Linked DNA regions of Homo sapiens: region 1 is linked to region 2. Evidence: read pairs that join two places in POLR2A ChIA-PET (ENCODE). Cell type or tissue: PC-9. All regions are shown on one strand. Each heading gives the region's core, and the rest is flanking DNA. Links, peaks and the distances in the headings are about the cores only. Region 1 has its middle 44 kb from the start of TBC1D23. Region 2 overlaps CMSS1 (cms1 ribosomal small subunit homolog).

Evidence for each region. ChIA-PET counts read pairs that join two places held together with the same protein. Peaks named below come from ENCODE experiments on the same cell type or tissue, not always from the same donor. Only the 100,000 strongest peaks of a DNase experiment are listed, where the experiment ranks them.
Region 1: POLR2A ChIA-PET joins it to region 2 with 5 read pairs; 2 of 35 experiments call an interaction of 5 or more read pairs at or near these places.

Annotation. Positions count from the first base shown.
Region 1 is chr3:100,213,940-100,219,325 of GRCh38, forward strand. No RefSeq gene overlaps it. Among named protein-coding and RNA genes, the nearest start is that of TBC1D23, 44 kb to the right of the region's middle. In PC-9, for the core only: no CTCF peak of the experiment used is centred there; no DNase peak of the experiment used is centred there.
Region 2 is chr3:100,040,007-100,045,392 of GRCh38, forward strand. All of the region lies in intron 1 of CMSS1 (cms1 ribosomal small subunit homolog), which reads left to right. All of the region lies in intron 1 of FILIP1L (filamin A interacting protein 1 like), which reads right to left. It overlaps LOC105374010 (a long non-coding RNA gene), which reads left to right. Exons shown (of 5, transcript NR_189163.1): 5 at 1-1,387. Among named protein-coding and RNA genes, the nearest start is that of FILIP1L, 72 kb to the right of the region's middle. In PC-9, for the core only: no CTCF peak of the experiment used is centred there; DNase peaks (open chromatin) are centred at 1,535, 2,355 and 2,845; H3K4me3 peaks cover 2,405 bases; H3K27ac peaks cover 3,762 bases.

The sequences.
Region 1 (5,386 bases), core at 299-5,298, 170 kb after region 2:
CTACTGACACTTTGATCTGATCTGCAGAAATGTAAGAGAATAAATTTACCTTGTTTCAAGCATACTGTGTATGGTAATTTGTTACAATGGCAATAGAAAATGAACACGTCAGAGGTTGGCAATGCTTTAGTCATCTGAGTAATTGTTTCTGGAGCTTAGGTAATCTATCCAGAGCAGAGCACTAGGAAGGGACAAGGCTCACACATAACCTAGGCCCACTGACTTACGATCCTGGGCTCATGGCCTCTTAGTCCACACTCCTCAGTTACGGTGCTGGTTAGGAAAGGCACGAGCACATTTGTTACATCTTAGCCTTGCTTGTCAGCTTAGGGGATGCTGGATTAGTCAGAGTTCTACAGAGAAGCAGAATCACTAAAGTGTGTACAGGTGTATGGACAGGATAGACAGAAAGATGATAGATGGATAGATAGATTAGATAGATAGATAGATAGATAGATAGATAGATAGATAGATAGATAGATAGATAGATAGATTTTAAGATATTGTGGAGGCTGGCAAGTCCAAAATCTGACAGGAGAGGCCTCTCAGGAAAGAGGTGCAGTTCAAATCCAAGGCAGTCTCCTGGACAAGCAGGAATTGCCGATGTAGATGAAGTCTACAGGCAGTATGCTGGGGAGTTCCCTCTTGCTCTGAGGTCAGCCTTTTGTTCTATTTAGGCTTTCAGGGGATTGGATGAGGCCCACCCACATTATGGAGGGCCATCTGCTGTACCCGAAGTCCACCGATTTAAGTGCAAATCTTATCCAAAAATACCCTCACAGAAACAACCAGAATAATGTTTGACCAAGTATCGGGACGCCCCATGGCCCAGCCAAGTTGACATATAAAATTAACCATTAACCATCACAGCTGCCAAGAAGGCATCTGCATCCATGAAGTGGTCCAACATTTTCCCAACAAAGCATTTGTCATTTAACTTTATGCTAGAGTCAGCTTAATGAATAGGACCTATACAAAAACGTGTCATATCCATGAGAAGCTAAACTCTTCAAGAAAAATGCATGGCCAGAATTTATGACAGAATGGAAATTGTTCCACTCCTTTTTTCTCCTTCTCCACAAGTCAGTGCATCCAAAGCAGTTTATCTTTGCAGGACTCTCACTCTGCTGTACAATCTGGGAGCCATCCTCCTTAACCTTGATAGAGGAAAAGCATTGTCATTCACAATTCACTCCCTACCCACAATGGGAAGCTTAACTTCTCTGGTTTTCTTTCTCACCTATTCTTTCTCTTCTCTTCCCCTCTCCCATCATCTCGCTTGTCTCCTTCCTCCACATTTTTTTTTTTTTTGAGACAGAGTCTCACTGTGTCACCCAGGTTGGAGTGCAGTGGTGTGATCATAGCTCACTGCAGCTTTGACCTCCCAGGCTCAAACAATCCTCCCACCTCAGCCTCCTGAGTAGCTGGGACTACAGGCATCCACCACCATACCCAGCGAAATTTTTTTTTTTTTTTAGTAGAGATGGGGTGTCTCTATGTTGCTTAGGCTGGTCTCGAACTCCTGGGCTCAAGTGATCCTTCTGCCTCAACTTCCCCAAGTGTTAGAATTACAGGTGTGAGCCACTGCACCAGGTCCTTCCTCCACTTTTCTAATTCTTCATCCTTGTGCTTTTGTGAACTGGTTGGTGAAAATTTGGAAAAATCAAAAAAGTAAGTGCTATTCTACTCTGTCTCCAACTCCTGGCAACAATGCTGGAGATGGAGGAGATATAAAGTGAGTGTGAGATTGAGAGAGAACAACGAGAATGAGAGATTCTGAATGTGTAAGTGTGTGTGTGTCAGCGTGTAACTGGTTAGAAACTCAATGGGGTTTTGAGGTGCTTTTATTTTGGTGTATATTTTAAGTGCAAGGGCAAATGCAGTAAGGTATAAAATGGGGCAGGTTGAAATTACAGGTGAAAGCGTAGACTTGACCTTTACTTGAAATTTACTTATTAAATCCCTACCTTGTGTGACAAGTTCACAATGTTGAGGATACCAAAATGAGCCACCTGGGCCCCTGTTTGGAAGGCACTCATCATCTCACACCAACCTTTGTGTCCTTTTTAATCCACTTGCACTCAGCCCACACAGTTGCGCATGATTCCATACCCTCCTTAAGCAGGTTTCTCTCAGTTTCCTGTATGTCAGTCTGCTCCTGCTCCCAAAGACAGAAAAGGGAATGCTCTCACAAGACAGCAGCAGTCTTCCAACTCCCTCCGTATTATCCCAGAGCACCTAAGTCCATGCAGAGGTGTTCAAGTTGATAGAAACCTACTGACTTGGACAAAACAATATCTTTCCCAGCCTGCAATAAGCCCTCCTTGATGAAGGCTGGTTTTTCATCTGGTTTCTTTCATGGTACAGGCTTTATTAACCAAATTTTAATAAGAGAAAACCAGCTTCGGGCAGCTGCTGGTGGTTTTCCTTTGCAATGTGTCCAACAGAATTGCACAGTGCCACAGCCTATGGTTGTCAACATTGTTGTCTCTGGATGTTCATAAGTGATAGGACTGCACAGCAGATTTCTGCTGGCTTTTCCACTGGGTGAGAGAAAGGGAAGCCCATGTCTGAGAAGGGGGTTTCTTAGAGCCCGGGAGTCACTCAGGCACTCAGCCCAGGGTCACCCTCATTAGGACGGTCTCATGATTCCATTGCTAAATCTGCTTTGGTTTGGCAAATAGAAATGTGGCCCTTTGAAGTATTTATCACTACTAAGCAGGTCCTAAAAACTTCATTCTCCTTTACCTGGTGACAGTGTCGATATTTCATTGGCACTTCTTAGTTAAATGCATTTTAGGGAGTGCTATGGCCCCTTTAATAAAATCTGCATGCCTGCCCCCCCTTTAAATGGCTCTCTGGTAAAATGATAGAAGAGAAGGAGATGAAATTATGAGATTTGGATTGCAGTGACTCAGAGAGTAGCAAGAGCAGCTCATTTAGAAGGGGAAAAAAACTTAACTGCAAAGGGTCAGGCTTGTACAATACCCCCATTCTAATCCTGCGGTGGCTGTGAAGTGATTCAGAGCTACTCTGACAAATGTAGGAACTTTCAAAGTCTGGGGAGTGAAATATTGTCTAATAATGAATCTTCCTTTTTTGATTAGTGTGGAACCTGTATGCTGCTTCCAGAGGCAGGACTCAGTTTTCTTATTCATTTTCACCACAGTTGGAATGGAAAAATTGAAATCATTGCTCTAATGGCAAGAAACATCTTATGGTGCTCAGAGCCAGCAGTCAGTACAGACAGGCACAGATGCGGGCGCCTTTTGCTCCTTTTTTGTATGAAAAGAGCTTCACTCCACTGAAATAGATGATTTTCTAGTGGAGGCTAACATTGTAATGACAACATACTCTGATGGGTTTTCTTTTTTTTTCTTTATAAGGATTTCTCAGTTTTATGTCTGTAATTGACATCTATGGACCAGCCATAACAATGTATTCCTCAGTCTAAGGTGAGGGACTTTTGAGAGGTCCAGGAGATTCCAATTGGTTTGTGGAAACTCGAGCTGCAGAACTCCAAGAAGTAGGAGGAGGGTGGGAGAGACAAGCAGGGCCTTTATCTAGGGAAGGTCAGCAAAACTTTTGAATTTCTGTATTTCTCCTAAACGTGAAAAATGAGGAAAGAAAATTGAAGGGGAGAAGGGAAACATGAAATAAAAAGAATTAATGAGGATTGAGCCCCTTATGTGCCAGCCCAATAAGAGGTGCTTTACCCACATTACTGCATTTAATCCTCACAACGGAGTGAGGCAAATCTGTTGCCTCTCCAGGAGTCAGTTTCCTCACCTTCCATCCCTCCTGTCCCAGCCCATGTCACATGATAACAGTTAAATGCTAGAGACCCACTTTGCCTTCATGTTAACAAATGACCAAGGGACCCAGTTCTGACTATGGGACATAACGCTAAGTCTGTTGGGGGGATTTGGAAAACAGTTTTCCTTCAAGACGAAAAAAAAAAAAGCAAGCACACATGAGAAGAGCTCTCTTGTCACCTGAGCTGCTCCCGGCTTCCTACATAGCAATGCAATTGTCTGAGGACCCAGTACTTGGAGCTGCAGCAGCCATCTTGCAAGTAAGAGACCAAACGTTTTCATGTGAGGACGGTGGAATGGAGGATGAAAAAAGCTTCATTCATTCTTCATGACATTATTGAGACCACTGATTCAGCCCTAGAACCACCTACTTCTGGATGTCTTTTTTGTGTGAGATAATAAAGCTCATTATTTCAGTCACTTTTAGCCAGATATTCTACCTGCTTGCAGTCAAAAGCATTCTAATAGACACAATATGACTATTTCCACTTTACTAAATTTGTTTCATCCAACGAACCAAGAAAATTAATTCACTGACCACTACAGTAGAAGCAAAAGATAGTTGCTTTATAATCTCTCTGAAATAATATCTGTACAGTCCTTTAGTTTTTAGCTTACTACATTTCCTCCTCACTGTCCTTCATGTATAGATAACATATGATGGTCATGAAATGACCATGTACCACAGATGGTAACCTTATTTCCTATTATTTCTTGTGGCATAGGTGCTAAAAGCTTAATCCCAATCATCAACCACTGGCCTTAGAATTTGGCCAACACCCTTCTCCATCGAGAAGTTAGAGACAGATAGAAGTTTAGACACTAGTATTGTGAGGCCAATCTAACCTATGAACCTTTGATTATGAACTCCTACCATGATGATGATGATATCAGGTTCACAGTTTGGGACAATTCTGCAGAACAAGAAGGATGTTGCTCAAAATGGTTCTTAGCAAAATCATCAGTCACATTTAAGCTTTTAGTCACAGACACAACATATTACACACCATATGACATTTTCAAAAAGACGAAAGAAGAAGATTAGTGGTTGCCAGAGGATCAAGGAAGGAGGAGGATGTGACAATAAAGAGAGATGACATGCAGGAGTTTTTTGGGAGTGATAGAACTGTTCTGTATCCTGATTGCGGCAGCAGTTACGTGAATCTATGCATGTTTATTCCTTGAACTGTATACCAAAAAGAAGTCAATTTTACTGTAAGATTTTTCAAAATAAAAGTAAATTCATTCCATAAAACCTGACTCCTAGCCATTTGTTAATTAGTCCAAATTGATTTATTTTTTCCTTCAATTGTTAGCAAGAAAGAAGGGAATACTATAGTTAGTTACTGCTAGGCTTAAGAATACAGTAGACAGGTCAGGGAAGGAAAATATCTAGGTTTGATTGATGCAATTGACAAGTGTTTGGATTCACCAAGAGGCATGGAAGAGAACAGGGTTTCATGAAACAAAACTATAACTTTTAAATTGCTGGGGCCTCTTCCGATAACTTTTTGGGCTGGGAATTAAAGCCATTTCCTAGTTATAAAAGCTCAGGTTTGTGATCATCTCAA
Region 2 (5,386 bases), core at 313-5,312:
CCTTCCAAAATGCTGGGATTACAGGCATGAGCCACCGTGCCTGGCCTCATAGTTAACAACTTTCTTGATCTATCTACCTGCATTTTATAATTGGATACATGAATCAATCCAAGCTGTCTGAATATTTTTTTTTCTTCCTGCACCCACAAAAGCCAGTGAGAAGTAGGAACCTAAGACAATCTCTGGAACAGGTAACCATCTCTTACCACTTACAACATAAGATTAAACAAAGAGTTCTCTCTTGTGGCTTATTTGCATATTTCATTTGCATAATTCTCATCTAACTCCCTCTTTTAAAAAAAGTATTAATTATTCAAATAAATACTATTTATCCAGGCCATAAACAGTATATTAAAGTTCTCTCCCCGAGAATCATTTGTATAGTTCCAGATAATAGCATTCCATTTTAATATAGATGAGTACACAGATGTGACCGTGGTTTTAGAAACAGTTTAGGTAGCATCAAGAAACATCTGCACATTTTCCCAGCAGCCTGAGTAACTAGTAGTGATTTGTACAGACTTCTCTGCATCTGCTTTTTCCCCCCTTCCTTTTTTCAGCACATCTAGATGATTAATAGACTGAACAGGCCCTTATATATGCATTCTGACAGCCTTTAGGACGGTCTTGGTTGACAATACACACATAAGCCAGTGTTGTTATCATGAAACACTTCATTTGAATGACTATTACAGGCTGAACAGGATGTCCTATGCCAAGAGGTTGTGACATTTTGAGAGGGTGGTGCTGGGAGCCATGTGGGACTCTTTTCCCATCACAGCCAAGTTGACATTTTCTCAGGTTGTAGGATCATTAGGGCTGCAAAGGGAGAAACTTTGTCAGTGGCTGGGTAGATGTCCCTTGAGCCTGGATTATGCATTTGAAAAAATGGTTTCTTTGCCTTAGGGAAGAGAGTCTCATTTTAAAAAGAAAAAGGTTTTTATAACGAGTTCATGTATTCCACTATGAATTTTGCTGAAAAATCTGTCCTGAAGTATGTCTTTGCTGCCAAATCCCACGCTTTACAGTTAACCAAAGTTGACTCTGTATGACCTGTTACATTTTCCTTAGACAGTTGGATGTGATCACAGAAGGGTGACTGCCAAAGTTTTATTTCAGCTCAGATATAGCTAAATGCAAGAAATCACTTCCTGACACCTTTCTTCTGCCTGCCCCACCCTAAATCACCATTTTTCAAACAAGCTATGGAATCTACAAAATGGCCTACCTGTGTTCCAAGTTAATTTTGAGAATGGCTTTTTATGGCTGGTTTGTAATCTCTTTAGAAAAGCAAAATTATGATGGAAACTCTATGACATCCTAAGCTGTAAGCACTTGAAGATGAATGTAACTTCAGGTCTGTGAAGCTAAATATTTACCTTCCACATGATTTACTGCGTCTTTGTTCCTTTCCACACTGAGCTTTTTCTTTATGTGCATCCCTTCATCTCCAAGCTACTTTTTAGTAGCCCTGTTATATCAGTGTTTTGTGATGTTACAAAAAAGCAAAGAATGTGAGGTCAAATTTTCCATTACACACTTCAACAGGAATGCCAGGGAACTTAGCCAAACTAAGGCTACAAAAAAAATAAAAATAAAAATTACAGGAAAGATGATTCATTAATCAACAATTGCCTTACCAAGAAAATAGAATTACTTGTATGTATTTGGTTTGGGGAAGGGGGATAAGTGCAGATATCCTGGCTATGAGTGAAATGGAGGTATTTTATGTCTATGTAGCATGGTTTTAGACCTACCAGAGATCTTTTAAACAGTAAAATTCAGGAGAAAGGATAACTCATGTTGTGCCTTGATTTATCTCACCTTTTTCTTCTTTCAACATGAAAGTATATCACATGCTGACCCCAACTACAATTTGATTTAAAAAAATAATGACAGCTGAAAACTAGGATAGAAAGGCACAGGCTGCACCTCAGGAACAGTGAGAACAGGGACCATTGCCATTCCTTCCTCTTTCTTCAGCTATATGATCTGAGTCCCTTTTTATTTCATATATGCCCCCTTCTGCTCCCCTTTCTCTTTATTTTGCCATAAGCTCTGGATCGTAATCCATCCCTAAAACATTGTCATATTAATAGAAATTCTGGAATTTGACCTTTAAATGTAGTCATTATTACATATTAAAGGATCTACAAAGGGCAAAAATTGTGGCAGTAGATGAAAACAATAGCCACTGAAATTTTTTAAAGCCCACAAGCTTGTAAGATTCCTCTTAAACAAACAGAATGATCCAGTCACAGAGCTTAGTGCTGTAAATGTCAATATAAACTTGATTTTTTTTTGTATTCTAATAAGAAGACCAGCCAGTAACAAAAAAACATTGGCTCTGTGACCAGCCAATACCAGATACAGTGAAATCTGTTATCTGATGTTTCGTCAGCTAGCCTGTGAGCACCATCATGTAATAAAATTCTCTAAACTGTGATTCACGGTGCTACAAGATCTTTGTGCACCTTTTGACTAATCAGAGACAAATCATATCAGGCTCTTGTATTATTTTATTACCAAGTGTATTTTATTTTAATTCTTTGGAAATTGGTAATCCATGTATGGTTCAGACATTGTTAACCAGAGTACATAATTAGAACAATTCCAACCATGCCAGATGATACTGTATTTACTGAAGAATTTTATTGCCTTTTATGGAGAACATGAGGGAGGAATAGAGAACAGGTTTTTTTTCTTTTCTTTTGCCACATAGCTGATAACCCAGTTGCTATAACCATTTCTTCCACACAAAGGGACAACAACATGAGAAATACACGTTTTAAAGTTCCTAACAATCGAGTACTTCTTACGGGAAGCTGGGACAGTTCAAGAAAAAAATGGATTGAAGGAGAGGAATAGAGCCAAAGTTCCCAGACCTTGACAACTAGGGCAAATGTAACAAGTCCACATTCATCATGGAAAAATGTAAAGTCCTACATGTTTGTGGAAGAAAATGACTGCATTCGCAGAACAAGAGGGATAAAGGGCTAACATAGCCTGTGCTGGTCACAGCCTTCTTTGCTCATCTCTCTTTACCTCAATGTGAAGATCAGTGACAGACCCCCTGAGCAGGGAATGTTTTTTGAATTATAATGATGGAGACAAGTATCCTGTGTCTCAAATTGACAAGAAGTACTCCCCAGTCCTCAAAGCTCAGAGAGGCTTTCTTCAGGCATATCCAGTATTTCATTCTTTACTGTGTTGTGCCTTATCTGCTCTCTGTACATACAAGTAAGGAAAAGAGAAAATATATGCAGAAAATCATGTCCAGTAAGTTTTATTCCCCTTTGAAAGATTATATTTTGTCTTTTGAAAGTCTCTCTGTCTCTGTTCTTTTCAGCTATATTAAATATTTGTTTCCTTCGTTCTTGAATCTCATTTTCTTGAGGCTTATAGCAGCTCAGCAGTCTCTAAGGTCTCTTTTCCCTCATCCATACTCTCACTTCTCTATTTTTGACTACTTTTGCAGGCCAGTAGGTATTTATTATGTCTCATTTGCTGTGGGAGACAGGCTCCACCCCATCCTACCATACTCCCAGACTTTATTCCTTTTAACCATCTAACTAGCCATCCATTTGAGTCAGTTAGGACATGGAGACTTGAGAAATTTACATCCCTGGAAGGTGATTATGATATGTTGAATTTATTTTTTAAAACTTTTTTTACAAAATGACAAAAAATTGTGTATATTTAGGGGATACAATGTGATATTTTAATCTCTGTATACATTATAGAAAGAATCAATCAAGCTAGTTAACATATCCATCACCTCACCAACTTATTTTATTGTGACAAGAACATTAAAAATCTATCCTTTTAGCAATTTTGAAATATGCAGTATGTTATTTTGAATAACTGTAGTCATTATGCAGTGCAATAGAGATCAGCTTTTTAGATTCTACATAGAAATGAGATCATACATACTTGTCTTTCTGTGCCTAGCTTATTTCACTTAGCATGATGTCCTCCAGTTCCATCCACGTTGTTGGAAGGACAGAATTTCCTTCTGTTTGAAGGCTAGCTAGTAGTTCATTGGGTGTATATACCATATTTCTATGACAAACTCTGTCCTGCTTTGCAAGATTTTAAAAGGGAATGTGCTTTAGAACAAGACACATTGAGATTTGGGTTCAAATCCTGTGACCTTGAGCCAGTTACTTGCCTCGTTTATTCATTTAACAAATTTTGATTGAGCGTCTTCTATGTGCCAGGCATTGTGATGGGCACAAGCGATGCAGTTGTTTACAAGATTGACATGGTCTTTGCCCTAATGAAGTTTATATTCTAGTTAGGGAAACCAGTGAAAAATAAATATTTAAATAAGTATTTACATCATAGTATAAAGAAGTAACACAGGGGTAATCTGTCAAGGGGGGCAGTGAAAACTATTTTTGAAACAATAGGTAAGCTGAGGCTCAAAGAATGAGTAGGAGTTAGCCAAACAGAGTATACAAGAGCATCACAGGCTAAAGGACAGCTTGCTCCAAGAACCCAAGTCAGGAAGGAACTTGAGACAAAAGAGGAACTGAAAAAAGTCAAGCTAGACTAGAGCCCAGTGAAAGAGAGGGAAGTAGAAAGATACAGAGGTAGTGAAGCCAGATTATACAGGGCCTTATAGGCACTGGCAAGAATCTTGGTCTTTTCTAAGAGCAATGAGTAACCATTGAAAGATTTTTTTAATGAGGTAAAAACTTGATTTGTATTTAAATCACTCTGATTATTGTACCTCATCACACAGTAGATGAGAGAAGGAAACCAATGTGAAAAAGGCTGGTGCCATTTTTCAGGTGAGAGATGATGGTGGCAGTCAATGGAGTGGTTAATGGCTCCAAAACAGATTTAGGAGGTAGAGCTGACAGGACTAGTGGCTCTCTGCTTTGGTGACATTGCAGAATAGTAGTGTCTCTGATGACTTCCATTTTTCTGATATGAGGTGCTGTTTCCTGAAGTTAAGAACATTTAGAGGAGAGTCTAGCCTGGGCGTAGAGAGGACTAGATCCTAAGCTCAGTTTGGAACATGTTTGATCTGAGATGCTTGTGATATATCCAAGGGGAGATGGTATGCAGGTAATTGTAAAAACAGATCTGGCGCTCACAAGAGATGTAGGCTAGAAATATAAATTGGATAACAGTTTATAGATTATATTTAAAGCTGCGAATATGACCTCTCGAAGCCTTAGTTGTTGCATCTATAACTTGGAAGTAATGATCTAGCTGTGCAAAGAGGTTGAAAGGGATGCGTACAGCACATAGCACAGTATCTAGCTCATAGTAAGCACTCAATATATGGTAATTGCCATTATTACTATGTCTAGGAAAATCTCACAGCCTTATTCTCTGAGTTAGCACTAATTGACAAAGAGGAGAGTGGAAAAGA